2 separate regions of the Mus musculus genome follow, and region 2 is linked to region 1. Evidence: chromatin loops called from intact Hi-C (ENCODE). Cell type or tissue: left cerebral cortex. All regions are shown on one strand.

The links. Hi-C counts contacts between places; a loop is a spot of excess contacts. Peaks named below come from ENCODE experiments on the same cell type or tissue, not always from the same donor. Only the 100,000 strongest peaks of a DNase experiment are listed, where the experiment ranks them.
Region 2: a loop joins it to region 1, with 7 times the contacts of the local background. A loop is called at or near these places in 22 of 42 quality-filtered maps.

What each region holds. Positions count from the first base shown.
Region 1 is chr1:39,997,513-40,005,512 of GRCm38, reverse strand. Map4k4 (mitogen-activated protein kinase kinase kinase kinase 4) reads right to left here. Exons shown (of 32, transcript NM_001252200.1): 14 at 5,539-5,625; 15 at 4,764-4,889; 16 at 3,922-4,083; 17 at 1,526-1,756; 18 at 600-706. Among named protein-coding and RNA genes, the nearest start is that of Il1r2, 83 kb to the left of the region's middle. In left cerebral cortex, CTCF peaks have their summits at 3,286 (motif pointing left) and 4,388 (motif pointing left); DNase peaks (open chromatin) are centred at 3,070, 3,223, 4,396 and 4,863; H3K27ac peaks cover 545 bases.
Region 2 is chr1:40,374,587-40,382,586 of GRCm38, reverse strand. No RefSeq gene overlaps it. Among named protein-coding and RNA genes, the nearest start is that of Il1rl2, 54 kb to the right of the region's middle. In left cerebral cortex, CTCF peaks have their summits at 2,334 (motif pointing left) and 3,631 (motif pointing right); DNase peaks (open chromatin) are centred at 2,311, 3,654 and 7,205.

The DNA of each region.
Region 1 (8,000 bases):
TGCACACACAGCACACTCCACACCTGAGCAAACGTCAGAGCCACTAACAACACGTGACTCCAGCCACCAAAAAGGTGAAGCTTAATTCATTTTAATTAAGTTAAATTCATACTCAGCCTCATTGGCCAAGAGCTACTGCATCAGACAGAGCCACCCTAAACCTCAGCAATGACATCACTTGGCTAGCATGGTAGTCTATGGCAGGTTGTGAGGGAATACTAACTTGGCTGTGATTTCTTTTAACTCAGTCTAAACCCTCACAATTTCTTCTAGACTAAAAACCTCTCTCAAATTATGTTTCTTAGAACCTGTTCTCAATTCTCCCTTCTCTACCTTTACAGAGAAATATAGTTTACATTTCAAAATTACAATACACATCAAGATTCAAATCTGCTTCTCACTACTGATCAATAACGCTGCTGCTGCTGCGTGTGTGTGTGAGTGTGAGTGTGTGTGTGTGTGTGTGAGTGTGTAAAATATGTCACATCGGTCTAGAACCTCAGTGCTAGAGATGCACATTTCTGCAAACAGACAACAGATGACTTTCTGAGAGACTGGGAGCCACAGCACATCTCCTCCTGTCAGTTCTCTTTTTTTACCTGGTGGAATTTCTCTGTCCTGCTTGGCTATTCTGCTGTCCACCGCCCTGCAGTGGGGAATCCCGACGGGAGAGGACAGGGGAACGAGAGGTCGTTCTCACGGGAACCTTTAGGTAGGAAACACAGCAGTTAAGACAGACAACAGAAGAACACCACAGCTCCCCCCCAGCCCCCCCTCCTCACAGTACACTTTATAACACAGCCTTCCTCAGTCCGGAATGCCTGCCACGAAGCTAGCTCTTCCCTTTCCCAAGCCTCCCCTGCTCCTGCACGATCCAGACAGCCTGGCCCATCTCTACAGTCCTGTCATGCTGAAGTCATGTTTGGACTGAAGCGGGTGGCAGAGAGCATACAGCAGCGCTTCCCTGAGATAGTATGTGAGAATCACAAAAGTAAGCTCAAAGAAATCCAACAACGGTCTACAAATAGATCAGCAGGAAGCAAAGACTGGCAAAGAAGCGAGAAAATATTCAGAGGAAGCAAATTCCAAGTGGAGGAAAAAATAAACTGAGATGTGCCTTTTAATCCTCATGTACTATTAAGTACAATACGCTCAACTTTAAAGTAAAAAATCATGGTCTTGTTAATTTTTCCTCATAAGATTTTTTCTTAAATTCTTGATGTCATGCACAATAATGGAGAGCTTCTGTACACATTTATAATTCTACTTATTTAGAAGCATGTTGCTTAAAATTTTTTCCATAAATACTTTTTATTAAACTACGTTTAAAACCAGTCAATGATAAAAAGCTAACTAACCATTGGCTAATTGTAACTGCTGAGGTGGGGAATGGCTTCCCTCCCTGAGAAGTCATTTGAAACTTCTGGCCCTTTAGCCCTGATGAAGTAAGTCACTGTTCCCATCATCACAGCAAACAGTAAGTTTAAATAAAGAGAAAACAGCGCGTCTGTCTGTCTGTCCTTACCCTTGGAGGCACCTCGTCACTGTCTGATCTAGACCAAGCCTTTTGGGTGGGCTCGGGCACCTCCGACTTAGAGTCAGAGCTCTGACTGAGCCCCTCACTGCGGGAAGGTGGACATGGGTCCTGAGAGCGGAGATGGTGGTGTGCGAATTTGGGAGAAGGGTCACTGAAGGAATGGGATCTCGAGACAGGGGAGACATTGTTCTTGAGAGATGCCAGGTGGGACCACTGTACCTTACAAGAAAACAAAACACAAAACATTCAATGCGTTCTGCATACAACTAGCTTTTCTGGTCAACACTAAATCCCAAACAGGAGGTGGGTGTGAGTCGGGGAGGCATAGTGTCAAGCATGGAGCAGCCAATAGGCTCCATGCTGGTGACAGGCAAGAGGAAGAGCAAAGGCACACGCATAAGGGAAAGTGCCCAGACACAAACTGCAGACAGCAGTGAACAGGGGCATGCACAGACCCCCGAGGGGAGAGTGATACATGCATGTCCATGTCAGCACAGAGAGCTGGGGACCACATGACAGAGACACTGCTCATCAGCAAACCTCCCCACCACCTCAGAACCCTGGGTCTGAGAATCTTACTGACGGGACTTATTTGTGCGTGCACACACACTCTTCCTATTATGGGACTGTAGCAGAGAAACTTAAGAACAGCCAACTTTTCAAGAATACCAATATTTTTTTCTCCCAATCTTAAAATGTTTTAGACCTAGCTGAGTTTACACTCCTAGTTATGAAAAAAGTGGGATTAAAATTTCTTTACCAAAATATCCAGTACCAAGAAAGCCCAGGCTGACCAGCATCAAGATACTCTGGGCTGACAGTAGGAATATGCCTTTGAAATGAGAACTCAAGGACATGACAATTGGCCAAGTGAATTTCTGCAGTCACTTTAAAAAAACATCCTCTCAGAACTCTATAAACTATTTTAGTAAGAGGTACCTGTACCTCACTGCTGGAGAATAACCAACCACTAAGGCGGTTATGGGAGCTGTAACTCAGCACGCACTAATCAATGTGTCTTGTGCTGACTTGCCTGGCTTCTGCAGGTGAAACCGGCAGTTAAGACCCAGTGCATAGTCTCTGTGGCTCACAGGCAGATCCAAAGAATCCTAGCTTTGGTACAATTCCCATACTACTAAAACATCTAAGTGTTCACTGGGAGAGCAACCAAACGGATGTGTTACCAAATAACGCTAAGTGGGACTCAACGCTAGGAGCCACACGAGTTTCCCTCCTGCAGGTGAAAGCTTGGGGCAAGAACTCTGCAGCGGAGGAAGAGAGGCTGTCTGTCTCATCTCCTCAAACAGAAGCTTCTCGAGCCTGCTGCTCAGAGGCAAGTTTGCCCTTGTGTTGGGTTTAGCTCTCAGGACAACCATGCTTCTCACCAGGAAACAGGCACTAAGTGGAGCAGCAAGTGGCACCTGGCCCTTCCCACTGCCTCTGCTGGCATTCTCTGGTGTAGCTCTCTGAAGCTCTCAGCTGCTATATCTGCATAAACCCCACCCCCTGTACCTCAGATTTGCTCAGCTCAACCATCCCCCAGGAGGGTTGGTTACTGCAGAACACATTCAAATTCTCATGTGACTGCATCTGTCACAGAAGGGCCATTTCTTCTCAAAACCACCAACTCTTGTCCTAGGTGACATGCAAACACCAGGGCCGACCGAGTACAGAAAGCTCAGAGAAGTGTGTGAGGCAGAGCAGCATGGAGGAGTGCCTACACACCCTCAGGGGATGGGTGTGTCTGCCACCTACTGTCCTTTCTAGACAAGGCTGCTGCTTCTCTTCTGAGCACTCAGACAAGACAGACTCTGGGACAGACTGAAGGAAAAGTCATAAACTCTGTCCTAATCTCTTACAGGAAATCAATATTCAACCCACTAGGCATAACCTGTGTTCAATCTTGACAGGTTTGAGAATCTGGTTTTGTATTTTAAAACAACAAACAAACAAACAAACAAAACCAAAAACCTTTTCCCAGGAAATTTACACATTCAGCCAAATAAATAGGAGCCTGCACAGAAATGCAAGGCCACCTTTAGCGTCCAAAGGTCCTTCAGGGAGCTGGGACCACAGACACAAAGTACTTACTTCAAAATGTTCAGGTTAAAAGTTCTCTTCTAACCTGCTTATACAATAAAACCAACGTTCTAAAAATATAATTTAAAAAAGTATTTAAGAGGAAGGAGGGACTTCACATCTGAGTTAAGGAGGGGGAAATAAAAGTATTGACTGGAGATAGCCATAATGAGTTCAATAAAAATCTTAGACAACAAAACAAACAAACGACAAGCCTCCTCTCCCTACGCTGAATGCACGCCTCCTGTTCACACCAGCTGTTGAGACAACGGGCTACACGTGGCACAGGGAGCTACTGCTGCTACCTGTGGCTCCGCTGGTCTCTGCAGGGCAGGGTGCACAGACTCGGAGTTGCCATTGGAAAAAGACTCTGACCGGGAAGGCACGGGTGGCTCCAGTCCTCTGCCCGTTTGCTTAGCCTGGGCCTCAGGGGAGCTGTGGTTAGTCTTTCTAAATCTATCTTCCACCTGCGTCAGAGAATTAGAAGACACGGCTCCATGTTAGTAGGAAAGGAGAGATGAGGAACATGTAAGAGCAAGACAACTGAGAGAAAATGTGTTCTATTCAGCTCTGAGAAGAGAGGCAGCTAAGTGCACAGTGGCGGTGCTGAGCAGGGCTAAGATTTGATAGAGGACTTTTAAAAACTATGAAAATGAAAATTAAGCAAAGCAGCTTCTAGACTATCCTCAGCACCTAGAGCTTCATTACTCTCTAAAGAACAGAATCTGTCCTGGACTCTGCTCCCTGTGAGGGAAGATGTAGAAGGGAGCCATCTGCAGGCCAGAACCGCACAGTGCTCCTGGACGCACCCACGTCCTTCTGTCTAGCCCAGAGAGGACCACTTGCTGCATCCTTATGGGAGGCTCTGGTCATCCAAACACCACTGATCCAGTAAGGCTAAAAGTCCACTGCCTCCTCATGCTAGTCTTAAACAAGACTGACATTTCTCTCATTCGCATGGTAAAGACTAACACTGCCAGGTACTTGTGTGTGTGTGTGTAGTTTTCTTCTGATCTCTCTAGCATTTGTTAACCAAGAAATCCATGCAGAAAACAGAGGTGAGATCCTGCAGTACAGCTCTCGACAGTCATCAGGGGACGCCTAGCTCTCTCGGGACCAGTCTGTAAGCAATAGGGAAAGCAGGTACCTCCCGAGCTCTGTCAGCAGGGTCATAGTGAGGCTTGGGCTCTGGAGCATGAAAGCTCGGTTTGCTCCTGTCCTGCTGCTGCGGGGGCGGCGGCTGCTGCTGTGCGTGCGGCCTCCTGTGGTCGTGCTGTAGAGACAGGAGATATGCTTGTTCTTGTTGCAACTGCCTCTGGAGCCTCTCTGCCTGCCGGTGCTCCTCCATCTCCCGCCATCGGCACTCCTTGGAGAGGGAGAGGGTGACACTGAATCTGGGGACCGTGGCGAGCTCACCTCCTCTCTGGATCCCTTCTTGGCTTTGGTTTTTTTTTTTTTTTTAAATAGCACTTCCCCCATTGTTTAAGAGCAAGGCAAAATGGCTGGGATTTTAAATAGCATGTTACCTGTGTAAAATGTGACAGCATTTGCTAACTGTAACATCATTGCGGAGTAAAGGAATTCAATTAAACATCAGATACAGTGGTATATATACACACATACTCAGCAAAAATTCCCACAGCATGCACTGTGAACCTGATACCTCTGGCATTTTCACATTCACTGAATGCCAGGTTCTGTTTAAGAGTTGACAGGCATTTACCAAACAAGGAGCTAGCTTACTATTGGGAAATAAACTAAGGGCAGTTTTCACTGTGCTTGATAGCATGACCAGAGGACAGCTTCACTGGAACCTGGCTGCCACAGTGAGACCAAAAAAGTTTGACGGTCACTACATCTGGCCAACTTAGGGAAGGGACAACGGCCCTGTGGTATGGAACGGGACAGAGGCGGGGCGTTACCAGTAACATGGCCTGCTCCTGGAGCAGCTGCTGCTGCAGGATCTCCAGGTGCCGCTGCTCCTCCTCTAGCTGCCGCCTGATGTACTCCTGTCACACAGAAATGACCCAGCAGTCAGTACATCCAGGAGGGACGCGACTGAGTCCCCTGTGTGGGTAACCGGCACTCCAGAAGCTCGGCAGCAAGCTCGCCGAGGACTGGACTCCTTAGTGAAGACAACCTGCTGCTGAGGGTGTTTGCAAGGCTCCAAGCTGTAAGTAGTCTAGCTTACTGGCATGATGCACACAGCGGCGTTCAAGCACTGCTGCTATTACACTCTCATCACATCCAATACGGAACTTTAAGGAGGCTAGCTTCCTCTTAAGGACAACAGACACCACAGAAATGGCGAGGCATCATTTTAAATAAGCACAAACCAGCAATTTTTAAAAACTAACACCCAAATCTGTTTAAGATAAAAATAAAAAAAAAAAACAAAAAAACAAAATCCCAAACCAACCAAACAGGATTTGTGCTTTTGCTAATGACTCCAAAAGTTCCTGGAATAATGGCTACAGTCGGAAGATGTGGTCAGGAGTCATGGACTATGGGCACTTCTCTACAGGTAATCTGGCCAAGCCCACGCTGGTGAGCTTGTGTGTCTGTGTAGTGTGTACAGGCACGAGTGCAGGGGCAGGCTGATGACGTGACAGCGGGCGAGAACGACCACCGAGTCACAGTGGAGACGGTAACCTCGTACAGAGCACAGCAGAGGTTTCGGCTCCAGTGCTGGGGATGGGGTAGGTGAGAGGTGAGAACACACAACCCTGCAGTTACACAATTCCTATTAGTACACAGGCATCAGGAAACCCTAACCCAAGCCCATCAGAGACAAGCCGCAGCGCCTGCTGTATACTTTCAGCCCCACATTAAGCAGGAGGACCTACTTGTCCTAGCAGGGGAGCAATGGACTGGCATGTGGGAGAACTGTCCCATGGAGGTGGCTTCTGTTTCTATAGTGAGCGCCTCCTCCCAACCACCCCATTTCATGGCACATGCCCTTAAGTAAAAAGAGCCAAAGATATGCCTGACCAGATGTTTGAGTTAACCAATAGTTCTGGTCAGAATACCAGACAACAGAGAAACAGTGGCCTGCAAACACTCAGAACACCACATCTTATAAACCGCACCAAACACCCAAAGCCAAGTCCCTTTAGCTTACACCTGACATGCCAAGAGCACGCTAAGGCATCAATCAAGTGGCTTTGTGACAGACACGTGGCCTTAGCTGCCTGAGAAAAGAAATCTGTGTCTCAGAGCATTCCTTTTTCGAAAATAACAGAATTTAAATCAGAGCTTGAAAGATCAAGTTACTATAAACATGTTTTCTGACTTTAAAATGCAAGAATACTGGGGGAAATCAGATGCTATGCAAACCACAAAGATCTCGACATGCAACGAACAGAGAATACAGCATATACACGCTTTCGTGGGAATGTACCACGCACCACAGCAAGGGAAGATTATTTACAAAAATAAATAAATAAATGAATAAAAACATAAAAAGCAGAGTAAAACAACCAATTTTAAGAAATGCTAAAAGTGCAGGGTACTTGCTATTCACATCTTTTTCAAGGTTCTTTCACATTTTTATATTTATGAGTGTTTTGCCTGAGTGTATGTTTGTACACTATGTGTACGCATTGCTGGAAGAGGCCAGGAAAGGGCACTGGATCCCTGGAACTGAAGTTACAGATGGTTGTAGGAAGCCATGTGGGGGCTGGGAACTGAACCACAGTCCTCTGGAAGAGCACCCAGTGCTCTTAACTGCTGAGCCATTTCTCCAGCTTTATTCACAAAATCTTAAGAACGAAAATGCCACCATCACATTTCTTGTCACAATCAAACTTGGAATCATGCCTGGGTGACTTCCAACAAGTAGCAGGTAGCATTTTCACAGATTTGTAGCCGCCAGGAATAAGCACCATAAAAACATTAGTAACTAACTACATAAACAAATAAGCCCTACTGTTAGGGCCAAGAAGTAGATAATAACAGGTAGGCTATACCACGGAGATTCTAGGAACATGGGTTCATGTGCAGACCCAGGCTTAGACACACAAGGTCCAGGAGGAGTGTCAAGGCCAGTAGCTGGATCACTGTGTTTGGAAGATAAAGTCATGTTTGTTAGTACTTTAAATATGAACTCCAATTCAAAATGGCTTTCATTCATTGACTTTCTTCCTTCTTCAAAGCTCAAAGCACAGATTGACCAATTCAAAGGTAGGAAAGCCATATAAACTAAGGAAAGTTATTTTCTGTTTGCATAAATAATCTAAGAAATTTACAAATAAGCTCCACAGGGCAATAATAAAAGAACAAGTATACAAAACTGGTTTTTGTACTAAGCAACACAAACAATCTTCAAAGCTACACTTAGGCTACAGTACTCACTCAGCCAGTAGATACTTCAGGCATTTATCAA
Region 2 (8,000 bases), 380 kb before region 1:
CAAGGAGGTCCACTGCGACCTTTTATGGTCACTAGCATAGGACCTGCCTTCACTGGGCTTATATAATGGGGGCTTTCTGATTATGGCCCCTTGATTGAACGAAACCCAGGTATACTAGAGGTAGCCACTCTCCCAGGGATGTACCCCACATATGCAAACCTCTGGACTGTTGTCCTCTGTCATTTCCTTGTCTCCTGTAATCCCAAACCCAGTGATCTGTGCCTCTGGTGTAGAACCATGAAGAGTCTGAGTCTAGGCTGCATTTCCTAGTGAGGCTGCAGATGTTCTGTGCTACATGAAGCATCTGCATCATACCTCCTGTGCCTCCGTTCACACTGGATGGCTCATGGCCATCGACAACCCTTTCAGAGTATCTGGCTCTCTCTCCCTGGCCTCTGCAGGCACTTGCACATGGGTGGTGTATCTAGAGACAAGCAGACACACTTACAGACCCATAAATAAATATTTTAAAAAGTCGCTTCTGTGTTATTTCATATCTTAAATCAACTGCACTTATAGCAACCTAACTTAATGCGACTTTTTTTTTTTTTACAAATATCTTGTTCGAGTGGAAAACCATATACAATGGCTACATAGAAAGATGAATATTGTACCAAAATCTATTCCTGCGTGTATTAAGTCAGAATGAAATTAACTACGGGGTGGGGGTCGGGGGAGCCTCCCAGCCCTATCTCCGGAGACCGAGCTGGGAGGGGCAGTGGACACAGGCACCTAACTCCTATACCATGGCTACCTCAAATCTTCTGACCATTCCCATGTGAAGGGTGGGGGCCCAAAGATAACATCAACGTTGTGCTGCCTCTTGTCCCAGATTTTCAACAGGGCTGAAATGGAAGCTCTAGCTGAGGTAGGTCGATGGCCTTCCATAAGAACAGAGCCCACCCAATGATGGCCACCAGCTTCATAGGCCAACGGCCAATCATAACTCATCTGAGGAGACCGAGGGTTTTCCTTCACCGCTGTTTAATTCGAGAAAGAACATCTCTTCCTCACCCAACCAGGCAAATGAGGAAGAAGGATGCTAAGAGAAATTTTCCTAGAACTGAGTGTCAGGAAGAACGAGGAACTGGGTAACCCTGCCTTGATTCAGCTCATCTGGCCAGTTTCAGACACTGTGCCTCCAAAATAGACAACAATGAGCTACAAAAAAAAAGGGTTGCTGTCTGGTGGCAGACACGGGCATAGGCGATTGCTCATCCCTGAGAGGGGCAGGGTGCTTCCTGGAGGCCTGGAGATGCACATAGGCTGCTGCTCATACCTGGGCGTAAAATCTTCTAGTTTCTGAAAGAGGATGGAAAAGGATCTTGAGCAGACTGGTGTATCTGAGACCACTGCAGGAAGCTGGGTCAGGAACTTCCGGTACGCAGAACCTCGGGGACCGCAGAATGCTGCGCTGATGCAGTTAAAGAGAAAGAACGTCAGGGTTAAGGAGCAAGGCCAGAGACACTGGGGAAGGTAAATAAGAGGGCTCACAGCTGGGTATGAGCCAGCCAAGCTAACTAGTGAAGAGAAAGCACGGGATTCTGAGAAAACAGCAAAGTTGGTTCAGGCTGCCTCCTAGAAAGCCCGTTGCCCTAGCAAACATCTCAGCTCTCCTTGCTGTTACATCTTTACGCATCGAATTTTATCCAGTGAACCTACTTGTAACAGACTGAATGGTGAAAAAAGATTGAACCTAAGAAAACCTCTTTCTGTTCCAAGGGGGATACCACCCCGAGACCACCTCAGAGGTGGGAAAGGGAAGAGAGACAGTTGAATAAAAATTATGAGTCCAGATCCTAGAGGTAGCTGCTTGGCACAACCGCGGTTTGGCGCACTCTCCATTCTGGAAGGTGAATCTCCACTTTCTTGACTGTTCAAAAGAACTCTTGACTACTGGCTCGCTCTACCTGTACCCTAAAAATGTTTCTCTCTGGAGAACACAGTTAGGATCGGAGGTGTTTCCTCTGTAACCATGGGAGGCTTACCCACAGCATGTCAAACTAAGCATAGATACATTTCTCACAGGACCACCTCAGTCAGAGCTCTGGGCAGATTCCAATTTGTCAAAGGGCATGAAGGTGTTACCAAAATCCACGTGATATCCTTGGCAGTGAACCAGAGCCGCAGCTAAGAGTATCTGAGAGACAGGGCTGACACCATGTGCGGTGAGGCTCCACTCTGCATCCTGTAGGTCATGATTTTCACAGTTCAGTAAGACTAATGATTCTTCCACTGCCTCCAGCAATGTGCATAGCCCCTTCCAGTATTATATAAGCTAACCTTCTAGTTCTAAACAGATTCTACTCAGAAGGAAAAGCACGAGGGTGCCCCCTGCAGGACAGAAGAAACAACCCTGTGCAATGTGGAAAGGTTGTGTTTGGAATCCACCAGCTGCACTTTTGCTGGGGTTTTAAAGCGTCGGATTTGGCACTGACATTAAACTTGTACATAACCCCAAACTGAGATGCAAATTTACAACATGGCTGATGCCCACAAGAACTTCGGGGGCAGAGGTCGTGACACTTGTGCTCCACTACCTAATTTTTATCCTTGGCAACGCAGGAGCCCCAGCCCTGGGTAAACCAACAACAACCTGTGCCACAGGTGTCCAGGGACCCCAACATACTCCCTGTGCTCCCTCTCAACCCTATTTCACCAGGTGACATTGTTCTTAACACCAAGGGGGAGACTCACTCAAAAAGGTTTAGCATCCCTGCAAAGGAACACTTTAGCTGAAGCCAACAGCTCGCCGGAAAACACAATGTGGCCCATAGTGCAGATCTTTCCCATGCTCATCGTTCATGGGTTAGGGAGTCAGACCACCACTGGGCCCCTCTACCAAAACCACAGAGGTGCTGCTGGCCCTGACAGAGGGAGGCCACATTTGAATCAGCCAATCGGTGACCGCTGTTGTTTTTGGAGCTCCTGCCTGATCCATTGTACCTACCAGTAAACATCAGATACCATAATTGCTGGTGCCAATTGCTGTAAAAATAATATTAGTGTAGTCGGGCTAATAATTATTACAGTTACAGGCTGAGTCACTAGTCTTTTTTAAAAAGTGTACAACGTGCTCTCAAATAGACAGCATTTTTCCACAGACACAACATTACCTCTGACAGAAAAGCCAGCCTGCCCTCGTGCAATGTGAAATCAGAAAGAACTGAACACGGACACTAAATTACCTGGAGGTTGCGTGTATGAAGCATATCAAATGTAAATAAAAATCGTTATCAGACTTGGTGGGACCCAGCCCCAAGGTATCTCATTATGCATATTTAAGTAGTTCAAGGCCCACCCCCCAAAGATCAGAAGGCTTGAATAGATATGGTCCCAAGTGTCTTACACAAAGACTACCTCATCTGTGACAGCAACATGCGGGACTTCATGGAGGCCTCACTAGCACATTTTCTTACAAGGAATCGTGACTGTGGTATGCTTTAACATAGGCAGTGTGGTTTGCCTGAGGAGGAATCCAGCTCATCTTAGAAGCAGTGACCCACCTGCACAATCCAGACTAAGGGGAAGAAGCACATTCTTAGCCTGAAGTTCGAGAACCTTCTAAAAGTGGTGCCCTGCGAAGGACTCCGTTGCCCTAGGAGAAGCGTCATTCTTAATATCGCCACTAGAGGGTGCCACAGCGCCACGGGGAAATGCCAAATGGAGTCTTTGCTCTACTTTGGCAAATTAAGGCATGATTTTCTCCCTAGTCTCCTGGCTTTTTCTTTCTCAGGGCTCTTTGCCCACAAACTGCTTTCTTTTCTTCTTGATGTCATCCTTTTACAGGGGCAGGAAATTATGGTCACTGTAAACGAAGTTATCAGGTAACTAAAAGGTTAACAAATAACAAAAGTAGATGTGGTTCATTAAAGCAAAGTTTCTAAAACAAAATAAACAGAGGTCTCAGATCCTATGTTTTTAGGTCTTGCATTTGTATGGATATACTGAGTTCAAAATAAAATGTGTATTTCCCCCATGCATTTTGTACCAGCTTACAAACTGCTCTTTTCCATGGTCCTCATGGGTGGTTGATGCTGGTGTGTTGGCTCAAACTCGGAGTCTAGCCTCTGCACACCATCTTGCTTGTGGGATTAGTTAAGAGAGAATGCAAGTACTGCCCATGGCCAGAAGTAGCCGTACAACTTTTGAAGAATCACCCCAATTCCTAAGCGGCTTCATTTTTATTTTCTTCAGAATGATATTAATTATAATGCTGATGAAGGGGTTAAATCTTTTTTATCTTTTTATTCATTTTCCTAATTTAATAATTTTATATTCAGTTATAATTACATCTTTTCCCTTTACCTTGATCCCTCTGACCCATTCCTTATATGTCATCTCTTTATTCTCTCTCAAACTCATGTCTTTTTTGCTTCTTTTTACATACTGTGAAGACCAGGCAGAAAGAATGTTTAAGAGTCAGCCTCTCAGGGACTTTACTATAAGATTGCATTTTCTAGAAATCATTTTAAAAGCCCACTGGAGCTTATAAGTACAGCGAGTACAAAGATTCAAAAGTCTGTTGTTTTCCTATGCACCATTAAAAATAAATATAATTCAAAATGCCATGTATCAGTTTTTGAATATCAGCTGACATCTATCAAATGCACATAAAATATGCACAGCAAATACGTTAATTATTTCTCAATAAAACTAGAATGGCATAAGTGAGAAAGACAACATTCATTATTAAATGGAAATCCTAAAATTTAAAGATACCGATTCTTTCCCATTTATAGATTTCGTCCAATTCAGAGCTTAATTCTAGCAAAATATTGATATATTTATTCCATATTTTACAGGGAAAGATAATACTAGCCAAGAGAATTTGTAATTTCACAGCTTGGGATCTAGCCTGAGGACCTGAACATGCTAGGCCAATGCTGGGATTCTAAGATCTGTCTCTAGTCCCAAAAGTCTATGTTAGCATCTCTTGGATTCCATAAAAAGAGAGGTTATTTTGATCCATAATTCCAGATGTTCATATAAAACATGCCATTAATATCTCTGGAAAAACATAACTGGTTTTGAAAATTACCTTGGAAACTTGACTAAAATTCCTCACCATGGATGCACGCTCGGCACCTTTAAGGAGACTGGCATTTAACCATTTGCGTAGTTTTCTCTGGGACTCCATTTTTAGCTATTTACCTGTGAAGGATTTCTCAGTGCATGGTGATGAGCATGCTGAGTGTGCAGGACTTGCTCCACCGCACCTGTGATAGAAGGGGTTAAATCTTAATGAGAGAAATAAAAAGAAAGGAGAGAGATAAGGGGCCTGGACCACACCGGAAGGTAAGAGTTTCAGTGCGGAGAGCTCCCCATGTTCACAGACAGCAACACACAGCCATGCCTGTCAGTGTGAAGAACAATTCTCTCACAGGGTAGAAAAACATGCTCTGCATACCAGTCTATTTTCTGATTTTTTTATTAGTGTGTATTAATCATACAAGATAACACAATTCTCCATGACACCTTCAGACATGTGTATCTTATGAACGTTAACCACATCAGTCCCTGCGCTGATTCCCTGTGTAAGAAATAAATTGTACCGGTGCATCTTCACAGTGAGGTCCCTCAGAGAACCACAGATGAGCCGGGGGACACTAGGACCCTATGTTCCCTCCCTTCCTGACAGCTGGTGCCTGCTTGGCTGGGCGCTGTGGGGTTCAGCCTAGGTCACGGGCAGTCTGCTGCATGCTACAGGCTCCTCAAACCAGACAAGGAGAGAAAGTCAAGTGCCAGGATATTAACTGATGAGACTTGTTGTCCTGAGCCAATAGGATGGGAAAGGGAACAATACTAGACATTATGAAAGTTTGTATCGCCCTGAAGAACTGGGGAATATAAATACCACTGTCCTGCACCCAGTCTGCAGGCTGTCTTTTTTATCCTTTCTCTGGACTGATGCTCCAGTTTCCAAGGTTGGAGGCTGTATTGCTTCAGTGTCACAACTCTGTGCATCCAAGATGTCTATTATGAAGTGAGGGCCCCCCGGGACTCTTATTATGAAGTGTGGACCATTTTTTCCCTGCCTTCATCTTCCCACAGAGTCCCCTTTCTGCCTTTCTGCATCACATCCCTTTGCAAAATCTGGGTCCCATATGAGAGAAAGTCCATGACATTTGTCATTCTGTCCCTGAGCACCATGACCTCCGGTTGCCTCCATTTTCCTGTAAACTGCATAAGTTTGGTTCTTCTCTGTGGCCCCTTGAAACTATTCCATGCACAGTGCTCATTTGCAAGAATTCTGGTGAGGGGTTCCTGAGCTGGCTTCCTGGCTGCCTCCTGCTAGTCTGCCTTAGATTTCTGCAGGTCTACAGGTCTTACCAAGCTGTTGAGATGGCACCCCTGACACTATAGTAAAGACCAGGTGAAAATGACCTCACTATCCAAACTGGTTGGATTAGAAATCAGTTCTGGCTAAATAGACAAAAATTGTGATTTTTCACATGGGGGCCAATCATGAACATTTGTTTTGTTTTCAAATGTGAGGACAGATTCTTATTGAGGGGATACATGTCATTTTCACAATTATAGTTTAATTTTTCACTAAGGAAATATGGGGGGGGGAACACCACCCAGTCCCAGGTCTCCAGCATACTCCAAGGATCAAAGCCCATATGATGTTCCCACTTCCCTGTCCAGCCAGAGGATTTGGGCTATGGGGGTGGTGGCAGGGAGCAAGACAAACTGTGTGTTGAAGCCCCAAACACAGCTTCACCCTGCAGCTGGAAACAGCATACAAGAGGAAAGCGAGACAGTAACACGAGATGTATTCAACCCAGTGCCGTGTTCACTTGTGTATACTCTATTTCAAGCCCTGCTAAAGTCTGACCTAGAGAATGACCTAGAGATGCAGCCTCCTTTCCTGAGCTGCTTGAAGGCAGAGCTGTACACATCTCAGGGTGAGAGCAGGGAATTCTGCTTCCAAGTCTAAAACCTGCGACGGGGCACTGGTGGGCTCCGTTTCTCATGGTCCGCCCTTTCAGGAGTGGTTAGGCAACAGCAGTAAGTAGCAGCTGAGTGTCCAGTGAAGGGGAGAAACCCAGGACTCTGGAGCCCTTCCCAAATCAGGAATTTGCCATGGATAACCAGGGAGCTGTGGAGTTCTCTCATTAAGGCAACCAGCAGGGTCTCCAGATGCATTCTGGGTATGTGAGGCTCAGAGTGTGCACACTGTGTCCCAACCTTCAATGGCCCAGAAAAACTAACTACACTTGAGTTGAGAAGGCCCTGGCCATTGAGTCCCAACACCCAGCAGTATTCCGTGCCAGGACACAAAGCCAACTCTGTGTATTTGTTATGCCAAGAACAGAAAGGAACTCTCCACTTTCTTCATCTTTAAACACATCCTGCATCCACTCGCCAGAAGAGCACGCAATGGGAGAAAGTTTGTAAACGGGAAACAGGGCCAAGATCTGGGGAAAGGTCAGCTGTGACATGGGATCACTGCAGGGTTCCACACGTGAGTAGAAGAAGCTCAGGTTGAGCCCTCACATATAGGTCCCACTCTGGTCTCCCGGTGGCATCATTGGCTAATCAAGAGGTTTTATGTAAGTATCTTTTGTTTGTCTGTTGTTTGCTTTCTCAAGATAGGGTTTCATTACCTAACCACCCTTAGCTCCCATCCCAACCCCCCACCTCAGCCTCTCGAGCAGAGGGATCACAGGCTACACTATCACACTTGGCTTACATGTATAGATGTATAGATAGATAGATAGATAGATAGATAGATAGATAGATAGATAGATAGACAGATAGATAACTGATTGATACATAGATTGATCTATATCTATATAGGTACAGATATACATTATACTTAAAGATACAGATATCTGATATATATGATAATATATAGACAGACATATATCTGATATACATAGATATTTCTGATATTTATACACCTATAGATGTCTATATAGACATGTCTTTATGTCTATAGAGAGACATAGATATAGACATAAATATAGATTTTTTTAATTCCAGTTGATCTT